2 separate regions of the Homo sapiens genome follow, and region 2 is linked to region 1. The links are chromatin loops, found by intact Hi-C in ENCODE. Cell type or tissue: heart right ventricle. All regions are shown on one strand. Links, peaks and the distances in the headings refer to the core of each region. The heading gives the core; the rest is flanking DNA.

Region 1 (4,409 bases), core at 277-4,276:
AAGACCTAACATCTTGTTGGATCATCTGTGAGTAATGAATACATATTTGTTGACTAACTAGGAAAGGAGCTTCTGTGAGGAAGCTGGCGAGTGTGAGTGAGAAAGAGGCTGACAATTTTCTGTGCAGCGATAATATGGCTGGATTCTAAGGATGGGGAGTGTCTGTTACTGATACCTGATCTCTGACGTACTTAAATATTTTAGGGATGTGTTTATAGTTTTAATTTCCCTCACACAGCTCAGAGTGGGTGGGTACATGATACATCACACTCTAAAAAGCCTGTTACTGCATTTCTAGAGAATCATAATGAACAGTTTTTCTCCTCCTATGAACCACACATTTCCTCTCTTTCTTCCTACATGCAGCACTAAAAGCATTAAGTGAAATTACAGAACATTTTACACAATTTATAAAGTAAATATGTCTTCTAGTTATATTTAGCATTGTCTCTTTTTACCATTTATGGATATTCAGAAGGTAACATTTGCTTATTTAGGAAGGGCAGCAATTACTTTCTCTATCTCAGTCTTTGGCCAGAATATCCTAATGATGACCCCTTTTTTTTCAGACAATCGGGCAAAACCTAAAATTTACTAATATAAAATTAAGAACAATGTGTTTGCTTGAAAATCACATTTTTTAACAATGTTGTTTTCTACTTCTTCTGAATCTTCTAAGACTTTTCTAAGAAATTACCGAGTTAAAAACTTCAGATATGTCCAACAAAAAGACCCCGTAATGCTGTTATCTGCCCCCAAATGATCACTTTCCTATTGTACTTTATGAAACAAAAATGTCCTGGGCTATTTTCTTCAAAATAATCCACTGGGAAATGGAGATTTGGAAGTTATAGGCAAAACACATGGCCATGTGCCAGTAATTGTTGAAGCTCTGTGACAGAACGTTTTCTTAATGAAATAAAGTATATGTGCAAGGATGTCCACAATGGCAATATTTATAACATCAAAAAAGTAGAAACAACTGGATTATTCAATAGTAGGAAAATGGCTTTAAAAAAGGGTCAATAATGGTATATTCAAAAGGTACATATCATGTGGCCGCTAAAACAGACCATCATGTTTTCAATAAATATTTCATGACATGGAACAATGCCCACAGCTTGCCAAGCAAAAAATCTGAGTGACAGTCTATATATACAATATAATCTCAATTTTTAAAAATAAGTTAAAATATAAATGGGATAAAATTCTTCAGACTGGCTCAATTCTAATTTTTATCCTAAGAAAAGAATCAGAAATGCATAGAAAGATTTATGTATACAGATGTTTATTATAGAATTTATTATAATAAAAAAGAAATAATTTGGAAATTGGTCAAATTAATCTGATATCTATTTTGTGGAAAACTATACAGTCATTAAAAGTCATATTTTTGAAAAATATTTAATGAAACTACAAAATGTTTGTAAAAAGAAGTCAAGTTAAATGGCACAATTCCAAACAATATAGCATAGTCCACACATATTAGGAAAGGAATCAAATCTATTTATAGCCTGATAATAAGAAATTAGAAGTTTTTAAATTTGTTTTTAGAAAACAAATGGGGCCAGGCACGGTGGCTCATGCCTGTAATCCCACCACTTTAGGAGGCTGAGGCAGGTGGATCACTTGAGGTCAGGAGTTCGAGACCAGCCTGGTCAACATGGCAAAACCCTATCTCTACTAAAAATACAAAAATTAGCCAGGCATGGTGGCAGGCACTTGTAATCCCAGTACTTGGGAAGCTGAGGCATGAGAATCACTTGAACCCAGGAGGGGAAGTTTTCAGTGAGCCAAGATCGCACCACTGCACTCCAGCCTGGGTGACAGAGCTAGACTCCGTCTCAAAAAAAAAGAAAAGAAAGAAAAAAGAAAACAAATGGAATTTGAAAATGTGCTCTCTTTATCTAGTATCTTGGGAAGGGTGTGTGTGTGTGTGTGTGTGTGTGTGTGTGTGTGTGTGTGTGTGTTTCCACAATGGATTTTCTAGGTCAGAAACTAAACTCCGTTACCACTGATAATGACTGTTCATTCCAGGCTGGGTGTGTTTGGAAACTCGCCCTCCAAATCATGAGCTCACAGTCTTCTATCATGCCTTCTAGCTCACTCTTCATTCCAATGTGCAGAGATAGCTCTAGTTGCTCTGGTTACTAGTTTTAAAAAGGTACCAACACAACAATTTATAGGGAGAATGAAATCTCTGAAGCTAGAATCACAAAATACTGATTCTATTATTTGAAAATGAAACAGTAACAACTTTTTCCCCTAAATTGTATAGGCATAGATTATTTAAGGTTTAATTTCCTTCTTTTTATAGATACTGTTAACTATGATGTATGAGTCATTTATTTTTATATTTATATGCAACACTGAACACTTGTTCAGATGCCACAAATGACAAAGGCAAAATAAAATGATGGAATGGGATAAAGATAGATACATCTCAGGAGGAATAAACTGTACTTGTACCCTTTAAATTTATACAAATAAAAAAGAAAGAAAGAAAAGAAAAGACATTTGGATAAAATAAAACTGACCCACTGACAGTGGGAGCCTTCCTTGAAGGAGGTCACTAACTCCACCCTCCTTAGAATGTTCATTTTGAGGGGAAGCGCTCCCAGGAAATTGAAGCCCAGTCTTCCTCTAGACTTCAGCTCTCCATTCCCCAGCCTCTCAAACTCCACAGGCTTGCAGGTAACCTCAAAGATTAATCAATAGAAGGAAGCAGGGGATCTGCATAATATGTCTGCATGAGCCCAGCAAGTCCTAGGAAGTACAAGGCAGAATTGCTTGGTTCCTTGGGGAAGCTCAGCAGTCTTGGGACAGCTGGAACTATGCTTGGTCTGTAGAATCGAGCAACCCGCTGTGATCTTATCCAATTCCACTCCATAGGCTCCAAGTGCACATACCTGCTTCTGAATTGGCTGCTGCAGTTGTGAATTATTACGGTCTCTACAATCTAGATATATAATATCATCGAGTAGAGAAAGAGACTGTGTGGGTGTGTGGATGGGGCAGCTCGGGCTGTCTTTTCCTCTCAGAGTAGCAATCTTAGCAAATGCATTGGGCTTTTTATGTCATACTCTTCAAGAATTATCAAGTATATTGCTAATGCTTTTTTGGAAGACAGTATCAAAGCCCTTAAAATAAAAACAAAAATTTATAAATTTGACCTAGCAAATGCTTTTCTAGAAAATTATGCTAAGGAAGTAATTAGTACACAATATTTATATACAAGGGTATTCATCAAAGTGATGGTATTATTGATCCATTAACTACTATAATGCAGTCATATTTATTAACTTAGAAGGAAGTCTAAATTCTGTTAAATGAAAACTTTAGGCTATAAACAGGATCTATGATATAATCCCAACAGATTTAAACATATACATAGCAAAGACTCTAGAAGGTTCCACACCAAAATATTAGCAATATTTATCTCTGGCAGAGGCATTATGGGTAAATATTACTCTCTTCTTTACATTTCCATGTGTTGACTAAACAAAGCATAAAATAAGGCAAGTAAAAAGAAATCCATCCCTACCTTCTAGAACACAAGATTTTTATTAAAATGATAATTCAAACAGCCTAATATCCCATTTTCTGTGTAACATCCTATTTGCGCCTGTATTGGGATGCATTATGGTCCTGTGTTTAAGTTTAAGCTAAGCAGTGGGAATACAGATATTACATACTTTATTCTCCAATTTACTGGCTCTGGCAAGTCAGGAAATCATTCTGACTACAAGTTGAATAAAATCAGCCCAAATAGAACTAGCATCTTATCTCCATGCTGTCCGAATATGCCCATAATCTTCCGACTGCAATCTGGAAACCTCATGGATGAACAGTTCTGTTCATCAAAGATTATCATTCAGGGATTAAAAATACATGGCATGGCTACCACCACTACCTCCTCTCACAACCATGGCAGACATCATTAATCACACTTTGTCCTATGAACCCAGATGTGGCCTCAAAATCCTTTCTAACACAGCTGTGCTGCAGGCAGCTCGTATCAATCATTTATTATTTCAACGCAGGTTGAAATCTATTAGCCATATCTGCTCTGATTACTCTGGCTGGAACACTATTATTCCTGTGGCTGGTTCCCAGGACTATAGAGTTGAAGAGCATGACCACTTTCTTTCTTTAATGATCTCTCTTCCCCTTAAAATGTATCGAACATATAAAGGGGTTGCTGACATAAGGCTTACTCTCAGGAGCCCAGCAGCATGTTTTTAAAAACCCCCTACCTTCAGTCCTGAACTAAATAAAAGAACCATCTCTTTTCAAGATCTTCAAAAATTAAGTGATAGAAATTTGAACTCTCTCCTCCTTATGTTAACTGTGTTTATATAACACACAAAATAATAGAATATTAAGAGCAGTTACAAATATTAACAGAA
Region 2 (4,409 bases), core at 81-4,080, 55 kb after region 1:
TTGAATCTGAATATAAATTATATGTGACAAGACTGGTTCCTTGAAAAGGCATCTCAAAGTTCAACCTCCTAAAATGTTTGCAAATATTAATTTAATAAATGCCTAGAAGAAGCAATGAAAGCCCTGAGCTGGCCACTGAACAGACATTAATTACACAGCTAGTGGCTATAATATAGGACTTTTTTGTGTAATATACGAGTGTAACAATGATGACAACACATCATTGGGATGAGGGATGTTAGTCAGTCTCTTTTCTCATTCCTGCGGTGGCTCACTGAGATTTCCATAGCCTTTACTTCTTTTACATACTTACTATACTTTCCAATTGGGCTTTATTAGGACTGAATCTACCCAAGGAAGACATGAGTCTCTGACTGCAGGTAATAATAACTAGTACATAGGCATTTATTTCTAAATCAAAGTCATTTTCAGATATTTCCTAACTTTCATTTCAACCTAATTTATTATCCCAACATGCTATGGAACTTGTGAGGAGGTGAGATGAGCGAAAGCTATTTTTAGTCTTACATTACAAGCTAGGAAAATATGGCCCCCCAAAATGCACAGAATTTGTCTAAACCCATTAAATATAAGTTGAAGCGATTTCTTAGTAGGAATTTCTTAATAGGAACTCAACTACCCAGTTACTGCACTGATTCCTCTGTGCTCTTAGCTAACACTAAAGATTTACTAATTCTTTAATGAAAGTGTTCCTGTTCTAAATAATATATTTTCTCTATTTTTCCCTTCCTGACTTTAATATGAATACTTAAAATGACAAATTTGTTTTTAAAAGTTCATCAGCTCCTGCTGCAGACCCCTTGCTGCAAGTGTAATGTTCCTTTACTGTTGGCCTACACATGCTTGGAGTGAGGAACATGGATGTAGGGAAATGAACTTTCTTTTTAAAGCCCTATTTTCTATTTTCCCATGTAACTCTCTCTGTTTCTCTGTCAGAGGTGGTTATTATTTGATTCTTCTAAAATTGGATTCTTACCACAGCCAGAAACCATGGTGGGAAATTATAGTTCCCACTTGTGCTGTTCAGGGTCCACACCAAGGTCATCTGTAGTGGTCTTCCTACTGAATACTGGTCAGAGTGGTATACTGGTAGACTGGCTCTCTGCAGGGTTGGGGAGAGAACCCTAAATTGTAGCATTCACCAATTTTCATAGTGTAAATACTGACCCCAAGACTGATTTCAAGATATTAATATTAATAATATTGATTCAAGCTATTAATACCAGTGGGATATCACTAAACATGGAGTTGGGATGAGATGCATGCAGTTGGCTCAGGTGTGAGCCAGCATCAGTACCTCCTACACAGGAGCTCTTTAGAGTAACATGTTCATCTTTCCCCACTCTGACACTGGGGAGCAAGCCACACATTACAGTTCCCCATATGCCCCTTCAGCAATCTTCTGCTAAATGTACATAAATCTAGGGATTGTCCTGGACCCTGGGTGAGATCTCAGCTTCCCTAAGAACAACCCCTTCCATAAAGTGTGGTCTGAGAATCCATGGCATTAGCCATACTTTAGAGCTTTTCAGAAATGTGGAATCTCAGGTCCTTCCAGATCTAATGAATCCAAATTTGCATTTTAACAACATTCCCAGTTGGAGAGACCTTGAAGTAGTAAATTTTGGTCAATTTCAAAGCTACGATGTGAATTAAGATCCAGAAACAGCACTGGATAGCCCTTCATTCCCCAAGGTAGATATTAAACAGATTCTAAAACTGACCAGAATTTGCAGATGAAAATAAGTCTCCTGAATATAAACAAACTGATTAGGATGAGTAGATGTTAGGCTCCCAAAATTGCTAAAAAAAAAAAAAAAAAAAAAAAAAGTATTTATGAGAAATAAGGAATCTTTTTCCTACCAAGAGCCACAGACTCAGAAAAATTATGCAATCATCAGAGAGCCATTTATTTTGTCTACCGGCTTTAGATAATACATTATATTTAAAATATTCTATTACTTTATTTTAATTAGGAAAAAGGAACGAAAATCATCTCTTTCCATGGTGTTATGTGTAAATTTAGTTTGTTACATCTGACTGATGCATAATATTCCATTGAATACACTTGCCATATTATATTGTTTCAGTCTTTTACTAAAGTACATGTAGAGTGTTTCCTGTGTTTTGCTACCTCAAACAATGCTTCCATAGACATCTGCATACATTACCCCTCTTGGATCAGTGTGAGAGTTATTCTGGTTATACATCCAGGAGTGGGGTAATTAGGGTTGTAGGATATGTACACACTCAGTTTTATTGAATGCTTTCAGATGACTTTCCAGAATGGCTGTACCAATTTACATTCCCACTAGCAGTGTTTAGGAGGTTCCACTTGCTCACTTCCCTTTTTATTTTCTGACTTTTGAATTTTTGCCCATCTGGTGGACATAGAATGCTTTCTCAAGCTTCTTTTCATTTACATTTTTTGATGTCAGACTAACCATCTCCTCATATATTTGCCATTTAGATTTCCCCCTCCTGGAATTGCCTATACTTGTCTTTTGATGCTTTTCTGTGGGATTGTCCATTTTCAGAAGTTTGTTCACTCACTTTTAACAAATTTTTATTGAGCATGTACTGTGTGTCAGGCATTGTTCTAGGTGCTAAGACAATAAATTCAGCAAAACAGATAAAAACCCTTTACCTCATAGAGCTTAGAATTTATTAGGGAAGGGAAAGAACAATGAACAAATAATCATATAATATGATGTTGGGGTTTGATAGGTGTTATGAAGAAAAATAAAGTAAGTTAAAGGAATAGACAGTAAGGAGGCAGCGGTGTTCAGAAACTCAAGGAAGTCTTCTCTGAGGCGGTAATATTTGGGTAGAGACCTGAATAAGGGATTACTCGTATATGCTGTTTATTAACCATTTGTCCATTTTAGATGCCATAAATATCTTTTCGTAGAAGGTTACTCATCTGTAGGCTGGGCGCAGTGGCTCACGCCTGTAATCCCAGCACTTTGGGAGGTGGAGGCGGGCGGATCACGAGGTCAGGAGATCGAGACCATCCTGGCCAACATGGTGAAACCCCGTCTCTACTAAAAATACAAAAATTAGCCGGGTGTGGTGGCACGTGCCTGTAGTCCCAGCTACTCAGGAGGCTGAGGCAGGAGAATGACTTGAACCCGGGAGGCGGAGGTTGCAGTGAGCCAAGATCATGCCACTGCACTCTAGCCTGGACGACGGAGCAAGACTCTGTCTCAAAAAAAAAAAAAAAGAAGGTTACTCATCTGTTAACTCTATTGATGGTTCCTGTTGTTATTCAGAAATCTTTAATATTGATACAAACCCATTAATTTTTGGGGGGGTTTATGCTTTCTTAAGTCTCATTTAAGAGATTCTTAATTTAAGTCACAAAGGCATTCTCTCTCATTTTTTTCATTAACTTTGTGATTTTACTTTTTACATTTGGTTTATATATTCTACTCGATGTGCAAGATCAATTTCAGTTTTTCAGGTGGAAAGCCATTTGTCCCAGGATAATTTATGGACTAACCCCTTCTTTCTAGATTGATTTGGGATGTCACCTCATTATATACCAAGTTTTCGGGGAATTATGAGTCTTTTAATGGGCTTTCTTTTTTGTTTCATTGGGTCATTTGCCTGTTCCTGACAAGCAACACACTTTTGTATTGTACTATCCCTTTATAATATATATCTTAATATCAGGTAGGACTCTGCTTTGAATAATAGATAATTATAAATTTCTGAAAAATGTTTAATTGTCTATAGGAAAGACTATGACTCATTCATCTTTGTGAATCAACTATAGAACTTAGCATACTGTCTTATAGCCAGGAATTGCTCAATAGATGTTTTAAAATTACATAAAATGTATTCTTTAGATATTGCTTTTCACTTGAGGTGTGAGCATTATAAGCAGTTATCAGTTATTGTCCTTTCCATTTGTGGTGCTGAATTGACCTTTTCTGGATTGTGAAAGTGATTTTCTGCTTCTCTCTGCAAGCATAAAAGTTCATTTTGAAATAGAGGCTGATTTTATCATGTAAATTGGAAGGTTTAACATGGGTGGGTGAGAATGGTATAAGAACTTAAAATGCGGCAATCTGTTATTTAACAGTTTATGATTGCTTTGACTTTTGTGAAAAGTTAAGCCTCACACATTCTATTGTGTTTAAAAAATAACTGGAAACTAGCATATATTTCAATATTTGCATTATTTTCTGACTCAATCCCAGTTCTAATGAGGACGAGGTAAAATTCAAAACTTGTTTTATAATTAAATTATTTGAGACTAGGCTTCCTGTTTCTGTCAATGTTGGACTCGGTAATGTGGAACATCCCTCTAATGAGGAAAATTGAAAACACAAGGGAACTAGTAAAACAATGAAAAATTATGAGGTAAAGATACAGAAGAAAGA

What was found. Hi-C counts contacts between places; a loop is a spot of excess contacts. Peaks named below come from ENCODE experiments on the same cell type or tissue, not always from the same donor. Only the 100,000 strongest peaks of a DNase experiment are listed, where the experiment ranks them.
Region 2: it touches region 1 in a loop (1.9-fold over the local background); 1 of 110 quality-filtered maps calls a loop at or near these places.

The regions. Positions count from the first base shown.
Region 1 is chr5:66,578,444-66,582,852 of GRCh38, reverse strand. No RefSeq gene overlaps it. Among named protein-coding and RNA genes, the nearest start is that of MAST4, 16 kb to the left of the region's middle. In heart right ventricle, for the core only: no CTCF peak of the experiment used is centred there; a DNase peak (open chromatin) is centred at 2,032; H3K27ac peaks cover 2,086 bases.
Region 2 is chr5:66,522,790-66,527,198 of GRCh38, reverse strand. No RefSeq gene overlaps it. Among named protein-coding and RNA genes, the nearest start is that of LINC02229, 13 kb to the right of the region's middle. In heart right ventricle, for the core only: no CTCF peak of the experiment used is centred there; no DNase peak of the experiment used is centred there.